Linked DNA regions of Homo sapiens: region 1 is linked to region 2. Evidence: chromatin contacts called from ENCODE Hi-C data. All regions are on one chromosome and are shown on one strand. Each heading gives the region's core, a stretch centred on a gene start or an enhancer-like site at or near the end of the contact. The rest is flanking DNA. Distances are from core to core; before and after follow the strand shown.

The links. A loop is a pair of places that touch in the nucleus more often than their neighbours do. Pooled maps may share reads with other maps.
Region 1: a map of CD4-positive, alpha-beta memory T cell shows a loop between it and region 2 (14-fold over the local background). The contact joins the promoter of FZR1 here to the promoter of DAZAP1 in region 2. A Hi-C loop is called at or near these places in 1 of 168 maps with a recorded cell type or tissue (CD4-positive, alpha-beta memory T cell), 2 of 37 single-sample maps with no recorded cell type and 8 of 50 pooled maps.

What each region holds. Positions count from the first base shown.
Region 1 is chr19:3,504,947-3,508,672 of GRCh38, forward strand. It overlaps FZR1 (fizzy and cell division cycle 20 related 1), which reads left to right and starts at 1,365. Exons shown (of 14, transcript NM_016263.4): 1 at 1,365-1,528. RefSeq lists enhancers at 740-789, 840-1,099, 1,910-2,119 and a silencer at 1,420-1,569.
Region 2 is chr19:1,405,753-1,409,548 of GRCh38, forward strand. DAZAP1 (DAZ associated protein 1) reads left to right here and starts at 1,834. Exons shown (of 12, transcript NM_018959.4): 1 at 1,834-2,050. The coding sequence starts at 2,022. RefSeq lists silencers at 1,678-1,907, 2,048-2,257, 2,638-2,737.

The DNA of each region.
Region 1 (3,726 bases), core at 115-2,614, 2.1 Mb after region 2:
CGAGCCTCATTGCCTCATATTGCAAAACACCGTGTCATTGTATGAATGGAGCATTTTCCCTTCATCTGTGGATGTACATTTGGGTTGTGTGCACTTTGTGGATGTTATGAATAAAGCTGCTATGCACATAGGTGTGTGAGTTTTTGCGTGGATGTTACATGTTTGTTTCTCTTGGGTAGATACCTAGGAGTGTTACTGCTGTGTCATGTGGCAATTCTATGTTTAACCTTTTTTTTTTTTTTTTTTTTTTTGAGACTGAGTCTTGCCCTGTTGCCTAGGCTGGAGTACAATGGTGCGATCTTGGCTCACTGCAACCTTTGCCTCCCGGGTTCAAGCAATTCTCCTGCCTCAGTCTCCCCAGTAGCTGGGATTACAGGCGCCTGCCACGATGCTTGGCTAATTTTTCGTATTTTTAGTAGAGACGGGGTTTCACTATGTTGGCCAGGCTGGTCTCGAACTCCTGACCTCAGGTGATCCACCCACCTCCACCTCCCAAAGTGCTGTGATTACAGGCGTGAGCCACCGCGCCCGGCCCATAATTTTTTTAAAAACCTGTTTTTTGTTTTTTTTTTCAAGACGTAGTGTTGCTCTGTCACCCTGGCTGAAGTGCAGTGGCGCAATCTCGGCTCATTGCAACCTCTGCCTCCTGGGTTCAAGGGATTCTTCTGCCTCAACCTCCCGAGTAGCTGGGATTAACTCCGTACCTCAGGTGATCCGCCCGCCTCGGCCTCCCAAAGTGCCGGGATTACAGGCTTGAGCCACCGCACCTGGCCTAAAAACCTGTTTTGTTCCCTGCTGTCTCACTGGGGCCTGGAGGAGCAGCACTTAGGAGCGCAATGCAGGTTTGTTGAATAAATTAATGACTCTCAGCAGTGACGTTTGTACGTTCGGGACACGCACCTGGTGTTGGGTCCCATCTGCGCTCATTAGGCGCGACGTCAATGCCGCACTGAGGTGTGCCTGGCTTCGATCTACCCTAGGAAGGGTCTGCCCTGGGGCGCCCCATTCCGCGACTGTCCCCAGTGGGAACCACGCCCTCCATCTACCAGAGCCATTTCTGCAACGTCTAGCACCCCGCGGGTCCTCTTCCGGCCGCGGTTGCCCTGGGCAACGCGTGGAGCCGCGCTTCCTGTATTGATTTGAATCGCGGGAGACGTCACGTCCTCCCGAGATGCCCAACGCGCGCAGGCGCAGCCACTCGGAGTGGGCAGGGCCTGGCTGGGTGTTGGGCAGGGCCTGGCGGTGTGTGGGGTAGGCGGGGGGCGTGGCCGCGATTAGCCGCGCGCGGCGTGGGGGCGTGGTCGGGTTGCGGGGGTGCGCGCGGCCGGCCGGGCGCGCGCGGCGGAGGGAGGGAGCCGGGAGGCAGCGGAGGAGCGACCGCCGCCATATTAGGGACCGCGGAGCCCGGGATCCCGTCAGCGGCGGCCGCGGCCGGGCCTGCGGGAGCTGCGGAGGCCGGAGGCGGGCGCTGTGCGGTGCCAGGAGAGGCGGGGTCGGCGGGAGCCAGCGAGCCACGGGAGCGAGCCAGGTGAGGCGGCCGGGGTCGGGGACCCGCCCCCCGGGCCCTAGGCGGCGGAGCTTGACTGCGACCCCCCAAAACCGGGACGGCGGGGCGGGCTGCGACCCCCACCCCAGCTCAGGCCCCTCCAGGAGCCCCCAGTCCCCTCGAATGCCGCCTCCCAGGCCGAACTAGGCCCGGGTGACCTCAGCATCCGCGTCTCCCGAGTTAACACCCAAATCCCAGCGTCCCCCCCACGTCGGGGCCTGCCGTGACCCCCACCCCGAGCCACCTGTAAGTCGTGACCTCCCCGCAGCCGCCGTCAGCGTCCACCATTCTTTTTAAAATAGGCTGAGCCCTGCACCCCCAACCAGGGGACCCCACTGCGCACCCCTAGAACAGCAGACCCCGCCTCCTAACCCGGGTGATTTCTCCCTGGCCTGTCATCCCCGGGACTTCCCAGTTCAGACCCTCCCAGCTTGGGTCCTGCCCACACGAAGCCGCCCCCCATCGCTGAGCCTGTGGTGTGCGATGGCTCGCCCAGGCCGCAACCAGCCCCTCGCCCCAGTAAAATGCAGTCCCAGCCCGGGACACCCGGAAACCTGTGTCTGTGGTCACTGTTGTGTCCACCAGTCCCCGCAGGCACGGGTTGAGTGCATGGATGTCCCCGTCTCACCTCATCTCGCTGATTTCTGCTCCCCCACCCTCCCAGCGTGCCCCCTACCAGCCCCCATTCCCCCGAAATCCAGCTCTCCCACCAAAGCCTCAGACGAGCTATCCGTGCACAAGCCCCTCCCTCCTCCGAACTGAACCTCCGTCCTGCGTCCTGCCCCGTGTCTTCTCCAAACGCAAGCCTGGCCATCTCGGATCCCCAGAATATGGAGTGTGCCCCCCATTCAGAGCCGTTTTACCCCTACTCAAACCTGTGACACCCCCTCCCCCTCTTCCACCGTCCAGACCTGTCTCCACCCCACGTCCTGAGACCCCCGATATGCAGATGTTCAGCCTAAATCTGTTTTGTCTTTTCCCCTGTTTTCTCCACCCCAAACTCATCCTCTGGTTCAGGGCGTCTCTCTGGTTCCGATTCCCCCGCCCCGCCCCAGTCTACCGGGCGATGACCTCATGCCTCTCCGTGGTGAGGCCCCCACCCCAACCTATGTGCTTTGAAGGAGGGTGATTTACCTAAGGGAAAACCATCCACCAAGGACACACACCACCAGCATGAGGGCAGCCTGCGGGGACTTTGAAGTGAAGGCGGAGTGGTCTCTCTCGGGGTGGGGGTGGGGATAGAAGCTGACGGCATCACCTAGGTTTGGTCCCCGGAGTGGATGTGTCGGGGGCCGTCTGTCATGCGGAATTCCGCGTGGGCCTCCTCCTGTGTCAGGGGCCCGTGTGTTTTGGCGACACCCGATTGTCATTTCCTTCGGAATCCCAAGTGGAGGCAGGTGTGCTGGCCACTGGCCGCTGCCCGGCGCCTTGAGCAGCGAGCGGAGTTGGGTTGCAGAGGGTTTTGCTAAGGGAGCAGACACTTACTCAAAGGCAAGCCCGGTGCTTTACTGGGGAGGGGTATCTTGGCAAGGTGGTACCCGCCAGTTTGCCCCTGTGACTTGCTTCCCAGGTCAAATTTCAGAACCTGTGCCCTGGCTGCAGGCAGTGGTGGGGGTAGGGGTTGGGGTGGGGCTTTGGGGTTTGGAGGAGGAGTTTCTAGAAACAGACAAGCCGGATTGGTCTTCAAGGTGGGGCTACATTGATTTTCTTTTTTTTTTTTTTTTTTTTTGAGATGGAGTTTCGCTCTGGGCTGAAGTCCAGTGGCGCGATCTCGGCTCACCGCAACCTCTGCCTCCCAGGTTCAAGTGATTCTCCTGCCTCAGCCTCCTGAGTAGCTGGGATTACAGGTGTGCGCACCACGCCCGGCTATTTTTGTATTTTAAGTAGAGACAGGTTTTCACCATGTTGGCCAGGCTGGTCTCCAACTCCTGACCTCAGGCGATCTGCCCGCCTCGAGGCCTCCCAAAGTGCTGTGATTACAGGCGTGCGCCACCGCGCTCGGCCTTACGTTGATTTTCAAACCACTTACTGTTTAATGGGGTTTCTGGTAGAGGGGTTTTGTAGACTGAGAACTTCTGGGTTTGGGAGTCCCAGAATGGAATTGGTTCTGAGGACCTTTTGCTTGGTGTCATTTAGAGGGGAGAGGATGGAAAGTCTGTGTGTGTAGGGCCGCTCCCGGG
Region 2 (3,796 bases), core at 584-3,083:
GTTTTAGTCCCAGCTACTTGGGAGGCTGAGGAGGGAGGATAGCTGGAGTCCAGGAGTTCAAGGCTGCAGTGAGCTATGACTGCATCATTGCACTCCAGCTTGGGCAACAGAGTGAGAGCCTGTCTCAAAATAAAAGAAAAAAAAGTGTTTTGTACTATTTGTCTGTGATCTTGTTCCTTGTATTTTTTTTTTTTGAGACAGAGTCTTGCCGTGTCGCCCAGGCTGGAGTGTAGTGGCACGATCTCGGCTCACTGCAAGCTCTGCCTCCTGGGTTCAAGCAATTCTACTGCCTCAGCCTCCTGAGTAGCTGGGACTACAGGCGCCTGCCACCATGCCGAGCTAATTTTTTGTACTTTTAGTAGAGACGGGGTTTCACCATGTTAGCCAGGATGGTCTCGATCTCCTGACCTCGTGATCCGCCCACCTTGGCCTCCCAAACTGCTGGGATTCCAGGAGTGAGCCACCATGCTCGGCCCTTTTTTTTCTAAGAGGGAGTCTTGCTCTGTTGCCCAGGTTGGTGTGCAGTGGCGCGATCTCGGCTCACTGCAACCTCTACTTCCTGCCTTCAAGCATTTCTCCGGCCTTAGCTTCCCGAGTAGCTGGGATTACAGGCGCCCACCACCACGCCCGGCTAATTTTCTTTTGTATTTTTAGTAGAGACGGGGTTTCACTATATATGTTGGCTAGGCTGGTCTCGATCTCCTGACCTAAATTGATCCTCGGCCTCCCAAAGTGTTGGGATTATAGGCGTGCGCCACCTCACCCGGCCTTGTTCCTTGTATTTATTTAATTCTGTGATGATGAATAAACCAAACGATCAGGCTGTCAATGTGCTGTGAGATTAAGGAGAAAAGCAGTAGGCAGCACGTACCCGGTTTTACAAAACCCTGCGGGTCACCTGTTTACTACCGTCAGCCTAGACCGGTTTTTCCACCTCCTTCTGCTGACATTGGAGGACGGGTATCATTCTTTTTGGGGGGTCGTCGTGTGCACTGCAGGGTGCTGAGCGGCATGTCTGGTCTGGACCCACTCGATGCCAGCAGCACCCCGCACTCAAGTTGTGACAACCAAAACCGTGTTTTCAGACATTGCCAAGTTATCCCCTAGGGGGCAAAGTCACCCAGAAGAAGAACCACTGATGTATGCAATTAACAGATGCAACTAAAACAGTATTTGGCTATTAATAGTAATAGCACTTGGGGGGGGGGTCAATAATATCTTTTCATAGTCATTGAATTTAGTTAATTGTTTTGATTTGATTCCAGTTCAGCCCCGAACTGGGTGACCTTGGCCAAGTGACTCAGCCTCTCGGACCCTCGGGATCCTCTTCTGTGAAATGCGGACAGGGGAAGGAGCCTCGCGCGGGACGCTCACGTGCCGTTCCCGCTCCGTCCGCCCGCCTGGGGTGCGGGCGGGTACACTCCCACTCCCCGCAGCGCCCCACGCGGCTCCACCGCTTCCGAGTGAAGAGTTAAAGAGGAAGCGGCAGCCGCGCCTGCGCCCACAGTGCCTAGCCCGGAGCGCCGGTCTCGCAAGCGCGCACGCGCACGCAAGCCCGCACGCGCGCGCACGCACGCACGTGGCTCGGCCCGCGCGCATCCTCCCCTTGCAGGGGCGGGGCCAGCGCAGGGACTCCATTTCCCAGCGTGCCCCGCGGCAACGCCAGGAGCCTCCGAGGAGAAAGGAAAACGCGCGACGGCCCCGACTGCGGCGGCGCGAAATCCGCCTCAGGGACGCACGCACAGACGGAGTACCCCTGGACCCGCCCCCGGAGACCCCGTGCGGGAGCGCGCCCGGGCGTGCGCAGGGGCGGCGGCGCGGCGGCGCGGGGACGCGCGGTGACCGTTGGCGCCGAGGGGAGGAGGCAGCCGCCGCCGCCGCCGCCGCCGCCGCCGCCGCCGCCGCCGCCGTTGCGCAGATCCGGGCCGCGGCTGTGGGGAGGGCGACGGAGCGGGTGACCTTCCGGAGGCGGGAGCGAGCGAGGAGGCCCGGGAGCGCCGAGCGTCGCCGCCGCCGCCGCCATGAACAACTCGGGCGCCGACGAGATCGGGTGAGGACGAGCGGCGCGGGCCTGCGTCTCCGCCCCGAGCCCGGCCCGCCGCTCCCCGCCGCCCGGCCTCAGACGCCGCCCCCCGGGGCCGCCCCGTCAAGGTCACGCCGGCCGGGGGCGGACTCGGGACCCGGACTCGCCGCGGCTTCGCGCCGGGGGCCCTGGACGGGTGCCCGGGGTCTGGGGGGGTCCTGGCGCCCCCGCCGCCGCTTCCCGGCTTCCCGTCCTGGGGGATCCTGAAGGAGAGCCTGAGGGGTCCGGGGGGCCCCGCCGCCGCCTCCAGACTTCCTGGTCGGGGGAACCCCGAACGGCAACCTGGGGGGGTGTCCTGGGGCGCCCGTGCCGCCGCTTCCCGACTGCGCGTCCTGAGGGACCCCGAATGGGAGCCAGAGGGGTTCAGGGGCCCCCGCCGCCGCTTCCTGGTTGTGGCGGCCCCGAACGGGAACTTGGGGGGGTCTGGAGCGTCCCCGTTGCCGCCTGTAGGGCTTCCTGGCCTGGGGGACCCCGAATGAGAACCTGAGGGAGTCTGCGGGGAGTCCAGGGCGCCGTCGCCGCCGCCTCCCGGCTTCCTGGCCAGGGGGACCCCAAACTGTGGCGTGGGGGGTGGTCCGGGGCGCCCCCAGCGCGCGCCCAAACTTGGCGGGCGGCGCACGTGGCGAGCCGAGGCGAGGGTTCCGGTTCTGCCACCGCCCAACCTATCCCACTCGGGGCTCCGGGCTCCCCGCTCCCATCCCACCCCCCCAAAGTGGTAAGGTCGGGAGGGGTTCGCAAACCCAGGGCCCAGGGGGCTCGGGTCAGCCGGGGCCTGCTGTGTTTACGTTGCCTCGGCGCCTCCCCGCCGGGGGTGGGCTTGAGCTGCGGAAGGGAGAGTCAGCGCTTCCGAGGCGGCGACGGGCCCGCGGATCTTTGCTGCGCCGAGGCGTCCCCTCCTATAGGAGCCTGACCTGCTCCGGACCCCGCGGGGCCGGGAAACCTCATTTCGCTGTGCCCCAGGGCTCGGCGCCATTCTTTGGTAGGAGCGGCTCCTGCCGCAGCGACGTCGTTTTAGAGTTGCATTCTTCCGGCAAAACAGTCTGGGTTGGGTTTCCTAGTGGTCTGGTGTAAATTTCTCGGTGCCCTTAGCTTTGAGCAGCGCCCTGTGTTCTCAGCGCTGGGCTTGGCTAGTGCGGGAGCGGTTGCTGCTAGAGGGTTGCCTTGGCAGGCGCCTCTCGCACCAGCTACAGGTCACACTTGTGGATGGGAAATGCCTTTTGTGGGCTCTCCCCCTCCCCAGACAAAACAAAAGAGCACCTTCCGTTGGAGAACCAGGATGAAAGCACTTAGCCCCTGCCTAGCCCGTGCTGTGAGTCCTCTCCAGGCACTTTGACTTGGCAGGGTCCGTGTGCCTGTGTGAGGGACATTGCAGGGATGGGCCTGAGCAGGGAGTCCACCGGCCATGGGGGATGGAGCCATCGACTTTGGGGTGAGGCAGGGAAAGGGCTCCCAGATGGGGTACCTGGATTAGGTCCATTCAAGCCGCGGGTGAACGTGGGCCCGCTCCACCCAAGCCGTGGCTGTGAGGAGGCTGGAGAGAGGTGAGGGCTCCTGTCCCCTCCCTGCATGGACACCCTTGGGAAGTGGGGCAGCTGGGGTCCCAGCCTGGGTCTGGAGGGGTCCCACCCACAGCACAAATAGGCTCGCAGGCCACCCGGACGCCACGGGCTGCGTGGAGGAGAACTGGAGTGCATGGACCCTGCTCTCCTCCCC